2 separate regions of the Homo sapiens genome follow, and region 1 is linked to region 2. Evidence: read pairs that join two places in POLR2A ChIA-PET (ENCODE). Cell type or tissue: OCI-LY7. All regions are shown on one strand. Links, peaks and the distances in the headings refer to the core of each region. The heading gives the core; the rest is flanking DNA.

Region 1 (5,385 bases), core at 100-5,099, 150 kb before region 2:
TGGAAGACTTGGCAAGATATGGAAGATTTAAGACCTGGATGATCTTTTAAGTCCTGTTTAGCCTTGTGACTAAATTATAAACATTATTCATTTTAAAGGAAGATAAATTGTGTTAAGTACCATAAACAGCACAGATTGGGCCATTATAAAAGTATGGAGTTAAGAAGAGGTTGGTTCCAATGGGAAATTATAGGTGGCTTCATGGAAGGGATGGCATTTGAATTTTGACTTTATTTTGGAAAACACGGGAAGCTATCAGTTGGTTTGCTTGCTTGCTTTTTTAAGCAAAGAAGTAATACAATAGTCATAAATGCTGTTTGCTGAATATTTCTGGGTCCATATCTTCTGGATACATGATAAGATTCTGTTTCCTGGACACCTGTGAGTGGGGCCATGAACAAGTTCTGACCAATGAACTGTGAGCAGCAGTGACATCTTCCACTTCCAGGCAAACATTACTTATCAGTGTGAGACCCTCCAGGGCTGTCTTTTCTCTCTTCTACATCTTCGGCAATATTTCAGAGAGTGGTTAGTCCATCAGCCTGGGTCTTAGAGTAAGGACAATAATGATGTGGAGCTGAATCCCCAGCTGCCAGACAATGGACAAGTTGTGAGAGTGAGAAATTAACCTCTGTTGTTTTAAGCCACTGTAATGTTGGATTTGCCTGTTCCTGCAGCATAGCCTAACCTATTCTGAGTGATACCAGGAGCAAGGCCAGGCTTGTACTTCAGGAGTGTTATGCTTACTGTGGTGTGCAAAATAGGCTTCCTTAGGAGAGAATAGAGGCAGGAAGAATGGTTAGCAGAGGGTGCAGTAGACCAAGCAAGAGATAATGGGCACATGAGGGAAGGCAGTGGCCAGGAAGATGGAGGACAGGTACAGTGGTTTTCAAAAAGCAGGTTTTCAAAGGTAACTTTGAAAAACGAAGAGTCACGGAGCCTGGCAAACAATTAGATTGATATGAAGACACATTGTTGACAACTTTCAGAGTCCCACTCTGGTGCAAAAGGCATGATTACCTAGAAATGTCCCTGGGAACTCATTCTTGGTGGCCTGGACAGTTGCCTCTTTGGGATCAAAGACCTCTGCTTTTCCCAGCAGGAGGGGCTGCACCCAAATTCAGCTTCTGATGGGACCTGGCAGGAGGCCTTTTCTACATAAGGGGGTCTCTTTCTGAACTCAGCCTTCTGTGATTCCAAGGTTTGCAGGTGTCAGATACTTGGCTCTTTCACATAACTCCTGTAAACATCTAAACCCACTGGCATATGAAAGCCAGACAGCCTGGCACCCATACAATCCACTGTTCCCCTACGCAAGTATGCTTCAATATGTGACCTTTAAAAACGAAACATGCACCCCATGACAAATTTTGCAGGATATCCTGGCTTTCATATGTCTCTCCTAGGAAAAGCATGAGACTGGCCTTTTGGCTTTCTACTACCGACTTTTACGTTGTAAGTTTTCCTTTAAAATTCTGTTTTGTACTCCGTGCTGTGTCTCGAGCCCTGTTGCATGTTGCCTGACAGGTGTGACAACAAAAGGACTCGTTGTGTGCAGTAACCATGGCTGCGGAATTACAGTTCCACTCCTCTGACTATGGATATGGAAGAACAGGCCTGCAGAGGGCCTGATGGATGTGGCCTGGCCCCCGACTCAAAAAGGAAAGCCGAGGGCTGTGTGCAGTGGTTCATGCCTGTAATCCCAGCACTCTGGGAGGCCAAGGTGGGTGGATCACCTGAGGTCAGGAGTTTGAGACCAGCCTGGCCAACATGGCAAAACTCTGTCTCTACTAAAAATACAAAAAAATTAGCCGGGCATGGTGGCACGCACCTGTAGTCCCAGCTACTTGGGAGGCTGAGGCAGGAGAATCGATTGAACCTGGGAGGCAGAGCTTGCAGTGAGCTGAGATCGCGCCACTGCACTCCAGCCTGGGGGACAGAGCAAGACTCTGTCTCAAAAAAAAAAAAAAAAAAAGGAGGACTCCTCCAGGATGGGTACTCAACCTTAACGAAATTATTTGACAGAATTCAATAAATCAGCATTTTTTGAGAAGAGATTCAACATTCTTCCAAATGATCAATTTGCACATCTCCACTTTTCAACTCCAGCCATTGAACATCTTGAGGAATTCTCAAAGGATCCCAAAACATGTACAACTTGGCAGTGAATTGTTTGCAGGTGTTTTTCAGTTGGTTCTTTGGATTTCAGGGCATGCTTGCTGGATAATGCTTCAATGGCAACCGAAGACCCAGCCCAGCTCTCTCATGTCTCTTATCCCCATACCACAACTGAAGCATGGTATGTTTGTATTAAAAATAGTCAAACATGCTCTAGTAATTTAATATGTAGGGTGATATTTTTGTTTGAGTTTCTAGTTGGCATATTAGTAGTTGAGAAAAACATTGAATGAGACTTTTGCAGAATGGCTTAAAGTAACTTCTGGGCATTTTCAAGGACTTTAAGAGGCTGATGACACTGGTTACTTGTAGTGTCTAATTTTACTACAAAGTGTAAGTCTTCCTTTGCCTTTCACTTGCGGTGTCATGTGCACACCTCTTACGGTTGTCAGTCTAAGAGTGGTTTGGGGCTTATGTCAGAATTCATGAGTGGGAAAGAAGGAAGAAGAGAGATTTTCCTGTGGTAAATGGAGAAGATCTGGAGAACAGGCAAGGATGAAGAGGACTGGAGAGGATGTGTTTGTACATGTAAAAGAGAAATTGCTTGAGGGGTGTTACCTCAGTGGTATGCAGTGTAAGAAAGTGGAAAGGGAGGGTTATGATAACTGCAAGATCCCCTGATGGGGAAAGAAAACCTCATGTGGAAACCAGCTCCAGCGCCAGCCATGCTGGCTTTCACTGGGGAAGCCTTTTGTGTGGGAGCGTGCTGAAGGTCTGTGCACGGTATTTGTACTCCACAGGCTCTTGCTAGCCATAGCCACAGCATGGTGTAAGCAGCCAGAAATGAAGACATCCCCAGGTCTTGTCCTGACTTTACTTTTGCTTTAATTCACTCAATGTATCTGGTGAATCCTTCAGTCTGATGAGGAAACAGCTTCCCCCACCTGCTGTGTCCTGTGCTTGCATCACTTACCCCCTCTGGAGAGGGTGGTCTGTGTCTCCAGGTAAATGAGCTTCCTAATACTGACCCCAGGATTCTATGGACTTCCCTACACTGTCACCAGCAGGGCTGGTCCAGTAAAGGCCTCCCACACATCCAGGACTTTAGTTTGCTTAGTTTACACTGTGTCAAGGACAATGGAGAACACATATTCTCTGGGACAGCCTGGCTCAGGCAAGAAGAGGGAAGCAGGAAGGTTCACGAGTCATGGCCCTACTTCTAAGAGGTCCACTGGCAAAGCCACCCCAGTTCCCTGCACCCAGGGAGGGGTGCAGAGAAGTAGGAAAATACCACCTTTTTAGCTGCTTACACTGAAAGCATCATCAGAATAGAGACATTTTAGGTAGAGAAAAAATTCCCCAAGTAACAGATATACATACAGTAGGGAAATTTTTTCTATTCTATAATTGCTTTATCAATTTTCATACTGGGATAATATTTCTCTAAACTGGATAGGAAATAAGAGGGGAAATGGAAACAAAACACGTATACAGTGATACGGGCACCTCAATCTCAGCATGTTCTTTTGTTTTTTTTTCCAAGACAGAGTCTCTCTCTGTTGCCCAGGCTGGAGTACAGTGGCGCAATCTCTGTTCACTGCCACCTCCGCCTCCTAGGTTCAAGTGATTCTCCTACCTCAGCCTCCTGAGTAGCTAGGATTACAGGCACACACGACCGCACCTGGCTAATTTTTGTATTGTTTAGTAGAGATGGGGTTTCACCATGTTGGCCAGGCTGGTCTCGAACTCTTAGCCTCAAGTGATCTGCTCACCTTGGCCTTCCAAAGTTCTGGGATTACAGGTATGAACCACTGCGCCCAGCCCTCAGCATGTTCTAATGGCAAAGAAATAACTAACTGCTGATTAAATTTTGCTCCAGTATATGCCCAGTTTCCGGTTGTTCTAAAAAGACATAAATGTTATTTACTAATTTCATTTAAAAGGTAATAGATTATCTCTGTTTGCATGGCCAGTTTTTTTTTTCTGCATGTATAAAACTGAGCAACAAAGTTCCTCTAAACAGAAGTAGATTGCAGCCATGATATGATCAATAAGAGAAACTTAGCCACAAAGTGTCCTCAAGCAGTTAGAGCATAAACCTGAACCAATATTGTGTGTCGGTAGCAATTTGCTTTTATTTATTCATCAGCATCCCCTTCAACTAAATATAAGTGTGGGCAAAGAACAGTTACAGACATGGACAGGCACTCGTTTCTCTAGAATTATTAAGAATCACTGGACTGTGAAATATCAGTGTTTCAAAATTTCTGATTTCTCCTGTGAGGTACTTTTCATATTTTATTTTGATAACTGAATGCAAATGAGCTTCAGGGAACCCTTTCTCACCTGTGTTCTTTGCATGCTGGTACAACTGAGTCTGTTTATTAAGGACTATTAACAAATACATAGCCCAGTTTAGAATTATACAAATCAACTACATTAGGGGAGTTGCCAAAAAAAAAAAAATTGAAGGTAGAAACAAAACCTTCTTTAATTGAAGCTCTGTTGATTTTAGTTTTCTGTAATTATTATAATTGTTGGGATGTTCGATGCTAAGAACTTCAAACTAAGAATGGAAAGTTTGAGTTCAGGCTCTACCTCTTATTTTATTATTATGATTATTTTTTGAGACAGGGTCTCGCTGTGTCACCCATGTTGGAGTGCAGTGGCATGATCTCAGCTCACTGCAACCTCCACATCCTGGGCTCAAGTGATCATCCCACTTCAGCTCCCCTACCTAGTAGCTGGGATTACAGGTGCGCTCCACTATGCCTGGCTAAGTTTTTGTAATTTTGGTAGAGACGGGGTTTCGTCATATTGCCCAGGCTGCTCTCAAACCCCTGGGCTCGAGTGATCTGCTCACCTCAGCCTCCCAAAGTGCTGGGATTACAGGCATGAGCCACCACACCCCAGCTACCACTTATTAACTCTTGAATGTGGAGCAGTCACCTCCCCTGTTGGCCTTGGTAAAATTGGGATGAGCATCCTTTTCATACCTGTCTTACTGGCTTACTGAGGAATTTAGATAACAGAATAGATGTAGTAGCTCATTGTGAGATTATCCAAACATGAAAGAATGAACATGACTCCGTTTAGAAGAGCCCAGGAGAACAGGGACACATTACCTTTGTCCAGATATAATGAGCTCTTAGGAAAAAGGAAAAATGACTTTCTTCACTGTCGTTTCAGTAATTCTCATCTTTATAACAGCCACAGCCATAGTTAACAGTCATCTCATTCCTCCTGTATTAGGTGCCTCATCATCTT
Region 2 (5,385 bases), core at 148-5,147:
GTGTCAGGTGATGTTCTTGAGACTGAGATAAAATTATAAACAAGACAGCTGAAATCCCTGCTTTCCCAGAGCTTTTAATAGAGATTAAAGGGGATAAGATGTATTGAAGAGTTTAGCACGGTACCTAGCATGGAGTAGCTGCTTAATACATTCTAACAGGGGAACTCTTGGAACACTGAGTCCCGAGACAGCTGTTTCAGTCTTAGCTGTGACATTGACTAGCTGGAATCTCTAGACACATAAATACTTTCCAGTACTTCCCCTGGGCTAGTGTGGCCTTCTTCCACATAAATGCTGGGGATCATTATTCATATAGGGTTTCCACAGACAGAGAACTACTTTGCTCAGGTGAGTCCCATTTATGTAGGGAGAAGACCAGAGTCACTGGCCCTAAACATGTCTATGGAAGGGTCCTGTCCCACGCATGGGTCAATTTTAAGATCTGGAACGAAATTTCAGTCTGTTTGTTTATTGCTTGCTTTCTCCTTATCAACCCTTCTCTGGCTACTAGTAAGCAGCTTAGCTCAAAACAAATGAAAATCTGATGAAATCTGCTCTATCCCTAGATGAACTTGCTTTCACAGGAAATGGAGGTGGGACAGTTAGTGACCAGTAATCATGGTCACTAAAACTGACACCCAACTGGGTTGGTCCATCTTAAGGGATTGGTACAACTCTTTTCCAATGATGGTATATTAAAGGGGATTTCAAAATGAAGTGGGTTTGGATCTCAGAACCACCACTGGTTAACTGAGTCCAAGTCAGTGACTGAGGGAGAATAAACACTATTTTGCTCAACCCTTTTATCTTACAGTTAAGGGAATTGTGGTCCAGAAATGTGAGGTCCCTGCCCTGGAAGAGCCATCTGCTAATTAGTGGCAGATACAGTGACATGAATTTTCATAGAAATAGTCACAGGACCCAATTAGAAGGTAAGTCTCCTGATTCCCCCTCCAATGCTTATTCCTTTGGTCCTTTCCAAGTTGGAAGTGCCACATAATACTCTTCTTTTAGAATTTGAATATCCCCCTAAACAATTTCTGAGTAAATTTGATTTCTGTTCATGACATTGACTTCAACAACCACAATTAACAGCTGAATTTAAATACCTGCAGGGATGTAAAAATGAAGCATTGGGATTTATTAAGCGGAATCTCAAATACAGAAATAAAGTCAAAACGAATATAATAAATGGAGGTAGGTTTTGTTTAAACCTAAAATAACTTTTTTTTAGACAGGGACTTTCTATGATGTCCAGGCAGGAGTGCAGTTGTTATTCCCAGGCACAATGATAGCGCTACAGCCTAGAATCCCCTGGGTTCCAAGGATCCTCTTGCCTCAGCCACTCAAGTAGCTGGGACTACAGGTGTGTGCCACAGCACCCAGCTTAGAAAGAACTTTTTGACATGCAGAGCTGTCAAGGCTGGAATGTTCTGCCTTGGAAAACAGTGAGCTCTTGGCCACTGGAGGTGACCAAGTAGATGCCAGATATTCATGAGGTAGTAGGTTGGGCTGGGTGATGTTTAAGGTCCCCCATATCTTTAATATACCCATGTGGATTTTATGAGGCCCTGGTATTTAAATAATCCCTTTTTGAACCCATTTATGCATCTGTACTACCAGCTAGTCCCTACCTCTCTTGCTTATTAAATTTACTATCTACTATGTAAAGTAGTACTTTCTTTTATTTGCTCTAAAATTAACTCTTGCAAACTTTGGGGTAAGGGGAGGTTGGGATAGTTCTGTTTTTCTGAGATTTGCTGATTAAGTGCATAGTTCCATTCTATCATGTATTGTTATATCCCTTCTCAGTCTGCTCATTTTTTGATTGAGAAAAATCTAATTTTGTTAAATCTATATTTATACCAACAAGCCTCCGTCATATTGGTGATTTGAATAGTTCTTCTCTGTCCTTCTCCCACCTCCCCAGCTCTACTAAATTTTTCTTGAAGGTCCATGAATAGAACTGCCACATTTTTTCCGAGCCCACACACTGCTTTCATGTGAATATGGGATAATGCCTTTTCTATCTGGCTTCCATACACTTTCTGATGAAACCCAGCATTCCTCTGAGCATCTCAGCTTATGCAGCCACTGGAGCTCAATTTTCTCAGAGCTAATCACAATTCCTACTCTGTCGTTATTAGCTTGTAACACTGTACAAGTCACTAATTTTCCTGTACAAGTCACTAATAATGAGGAAAGCAATACTATAAAAACTTAGGAGACTCAAAGGAAAAAAAAAAAAAGATGATCCATTCAAGTGTCCTGTGTGATACCTGGTACAGAAGTTGTACTTAATACATGTTTGCGAAAGTGAAATGAAATAGACTTAAATGTGTTTCCTGAGCTATGATATGTTAGAGTCCATCATTTTATAAATAGAGATTGGGGTATATTTTACCTAAGAGAACTACCTTATATTTGCCAAAACCGAAGCTCAATTGTTACATTTTTTCCCTCATTCTTCTGAGATCTTTATGTCCTGGGAGGACTCCAGTTTGAATCCTTTCTCTATGATTTATTAGCTCTAAGATCGTGGCTCATTAACATCTCTAAGTCAATTTCCTCAGCTGTAGCATTGAGATAATAGAAATACTTGACCTGGAAACAAGGGATTTGAACCTGAATTGCCTCAGAATTCAAACCCTAGCTCTATCAATTTCTAGCTTTGTGACCGTGGACAAGTTGCTTAACCTTTCTCAATTTCCTATTATGCAAAAGGAAAAAAATAACACCCTCCTCACAGAGTCCTTGTCATAATTCAGTGAGATACTTATGTATAGCATTGAATATAGACAGCTCCAGCTTACATATAGTGGGTTCTCAACAACAATTAGTTGTGTTCCTCCTCATGTCATGGGATTGTCCAGATGTTCTGTAACTTCCAAAGAGGTGTGCAGACTGGGTGCAGTGACTCACACCTGTAATCCTAGCCCTTTGGGAGGCTGAGGTGGGAGGATCACTTAAGCCCAGGGTTCAAGACTAGCCTGGGCAACATAGTGAGATCCCCCCACCATCTGTACAAAAAAAAGATACAAATAGGTGTGCAGATATTAGCAGTTATTGTGTGTTGTAATATTTCTTTACCCAGAAGCAACATTGTGTAGTTGAAAGAGAGTGGATTTGGAGTAGTCCAACTGTGAGTCAAGTGCTATAAACTTTGAAAAGACATTGCTTCCTGAGGCTTGGGTCTCTTGTCTCAAATTAAGATGACAGACTTCTTTCTACTTACCTTGCAGGGGTGCCTTAAACATTGATAAAATCCTGATGGTGAAACCTTTAATGTAATCTGAAAATGAGGCACTATGGTGACTAGAAGTGTTCAGTGCCATTTGCAAAAGTGAATGTTTCACGACTTTGTACTTCTTCCATGTATTTCATTAAAATATGAAGTAAGACCCAAGTCAGTGTCTTACTGACTCTGGATTTCTGATTTCTGGTGATCTTTATGTTAATATCTTCTATTCAAAGGAGTTGCAATCAAATATTACTATATTGTTTCCATGATCCTTGTCAAAGATGACATGTACTGTACCAAATAGTTCTGCAATCAAGCTGTTTCTTGATGTAAAAATCTAATCACAATAGTCTTGAATCTCTGAAAATTTAAATATTTGAGTTTCAATAGTTCCCTACTTATCCCTAGTTCTAGACTCTTAAAGAACATTGGTTTGTTAAAATCCTTCCGTTGTTTTTTCCATAACAAGTTGTTTGTTACACTTCCATGATCCCACTCTTTGTTATGAATTCCAGACATGGCAATGATATTTACTAGCTTGTAATTCCCAGGTAGCTCTTCATATTAGGGTGGAAATCCTATTGGCAATGTGATGCTCCCTCTGGTTTAGTAGTAATGACAGGCTGTGCATTCTGGACGATGGCTCCACAGTTTTATACATGACTTATTCCAGAATTCTGGAGTGAATGTCATCAGTCCAGGTGATTTGTTTACTTAGTTTGTTCATTCCATTTAGTGTGTGTGTGGAGGGGGGTGGCAGTACGCAGCATGGAGCCCTGACCCGATAGGCCAGCAATTTGAATCCTTGCCCCAAATCTGCATCTAACTTGGATGAACTTGAGTAAGTCATTTCCCTCTGTAGCTCATCATTGCCATCTGAGACTCGAAGGGGTTGGATAAAATGATCTCTATGGTTCCTTCCAGTTTTGTCATTTTGTGATTCTAAAATGTGCTGTCATTCATAGTTCTTCCTGGCAAGGTCTCTGGTGGGCAAAACTAGGGCCAGCTGTAACAGCTGACAACATATCTTTCTTTTCTTTTTCTTTCTTTCTTTCTTTTTTTTTTTTTTTTTTTTTTTTTTGAGATGGAGTTTTGTGCTTGTTGCCCAGGCTGGAGTGCAACAGCATGATCTCGGCTCACTGCAAACTCTGCCTCCCAGGTTCAAGCGATTCTCCTGCTTCAGCCTTTCTAGTAGCTGCGGTTACAGGAATGTACCACCACGCCCGGCCAAGTTTGTATATTTAGTAGAGACGAGGTTTCTCCATGTTGGTCAGGCTGGTCTCGAACTTCCAACCTCAGGTGATTGGCCGGCCTCGGCCTCCCAAAGTGCTGGGATTACAGGCATGAGCCACCACACCCAGCACATCTTTCTTTTCTTGCCAGCACTCAGAAGCTTCACTTCAAATAAACTGTGGGGAAAGTATACTTGATCAAGTACAGTGGACTATGGAATTCAGCAACTAGCATGGCAACCTAGACGGACAAGAGCTCGAAAGCAGTGCTGTGAAATCATTAGTATTGACTTTCTATTTGTAAAATAAATTGAAAACATACCCATAGATGAAGTTTAGAGTAAAAATAAAGAGGGAGGAGAGATTGCTTTGCTTGTTTCACAGTGCTGGCATTGGAACTATGTCTTTATTAAGGCCTCATGCAGAGGGAAGGGACTTGAACTAAACAGACTTCTAACTTCTATTTTAGTGGCATTCTCTTGCTGATGACCTTGTGCTTGTTTGTTTTCCTCTTTGGGCCTTTATTTCTTCCACCTGTTAATAAGCATCTTGGGATAAGACAGTGCCTCTCAAAGTGTAATGTCCATGTGAATCATCTGGAGATCTTGTTAAAATGCTGATTCTGATTCAGCAGGTCTGAAGTAGGGCCTTGGGATCCTCAGTTCTAACACGGTCTTTGCTTCTCCTTCAGTCATTGAGAAGCAGAGGCTAGACAGTTTTTAAGTCCTTTTCAGCTGTGAACACTCCATGTTTCAAATAATCTCCCAACACTAGAGTGAGAAGCAGAATAGGAAGGCCTCTCTGGATGGAACATCATCTATATTAAAATGCCTTTTTGTTTTAGACAGGAAAGAATGGAATTCCTAAACTTGGGCTTAAGCAAGAGGAAAGGAAAGCACTGAAGGGGACATT

What was found. ChIA-PET counts read pairs that join two places held together with the same protein. Peaks named below come from ENCODE experiments on the same cell type or tissue, not always from the same donor. Only the 100,000 strongest peaks of a DNase experiment are listed, where the experiment ranks them.
Region 1: POLR2A ChIA-PET joins it to region 2 with 10 read pairs; 2 of 35 experiments call an interaction of 5 or more read pairs at or near these places.

The regions. Positions count from the first base shown.
Region 1 is chr3:188,087,004-188,092,388 of GRCh38, reverse strand. No RefSeq gene overlaps it. Among named protein-coding and RNA genes, the nearest start is that of LPP-AS2, 64 kb to the left of the region's middle. In OCI-LY7, for the core only: no CTCF peak of the experiment used is centred there; DNase peaks (open chromatin) are centred at 408 and 3,055; H3K4me3 peaks cover 2,442 bases; H3K27ac peaks cover 4,521 bases.
Region 2 is chr3:187,936,516-187,941,900 of GRCh38, reverse strand. No RefSeq gene overlaps it. Among named protein-coding and RNA genes, the nearest start is that of LINC01991, 37 kb to the left of the region's middle. In OCI-LY7, for the core only: no CTCF peak of the experiment used is centred there; a DNase peak (open chromatin) is centred at 220; H3K4me3 peaks cover 3,013 bases; H3K27ac peaks cover 5,000 bases.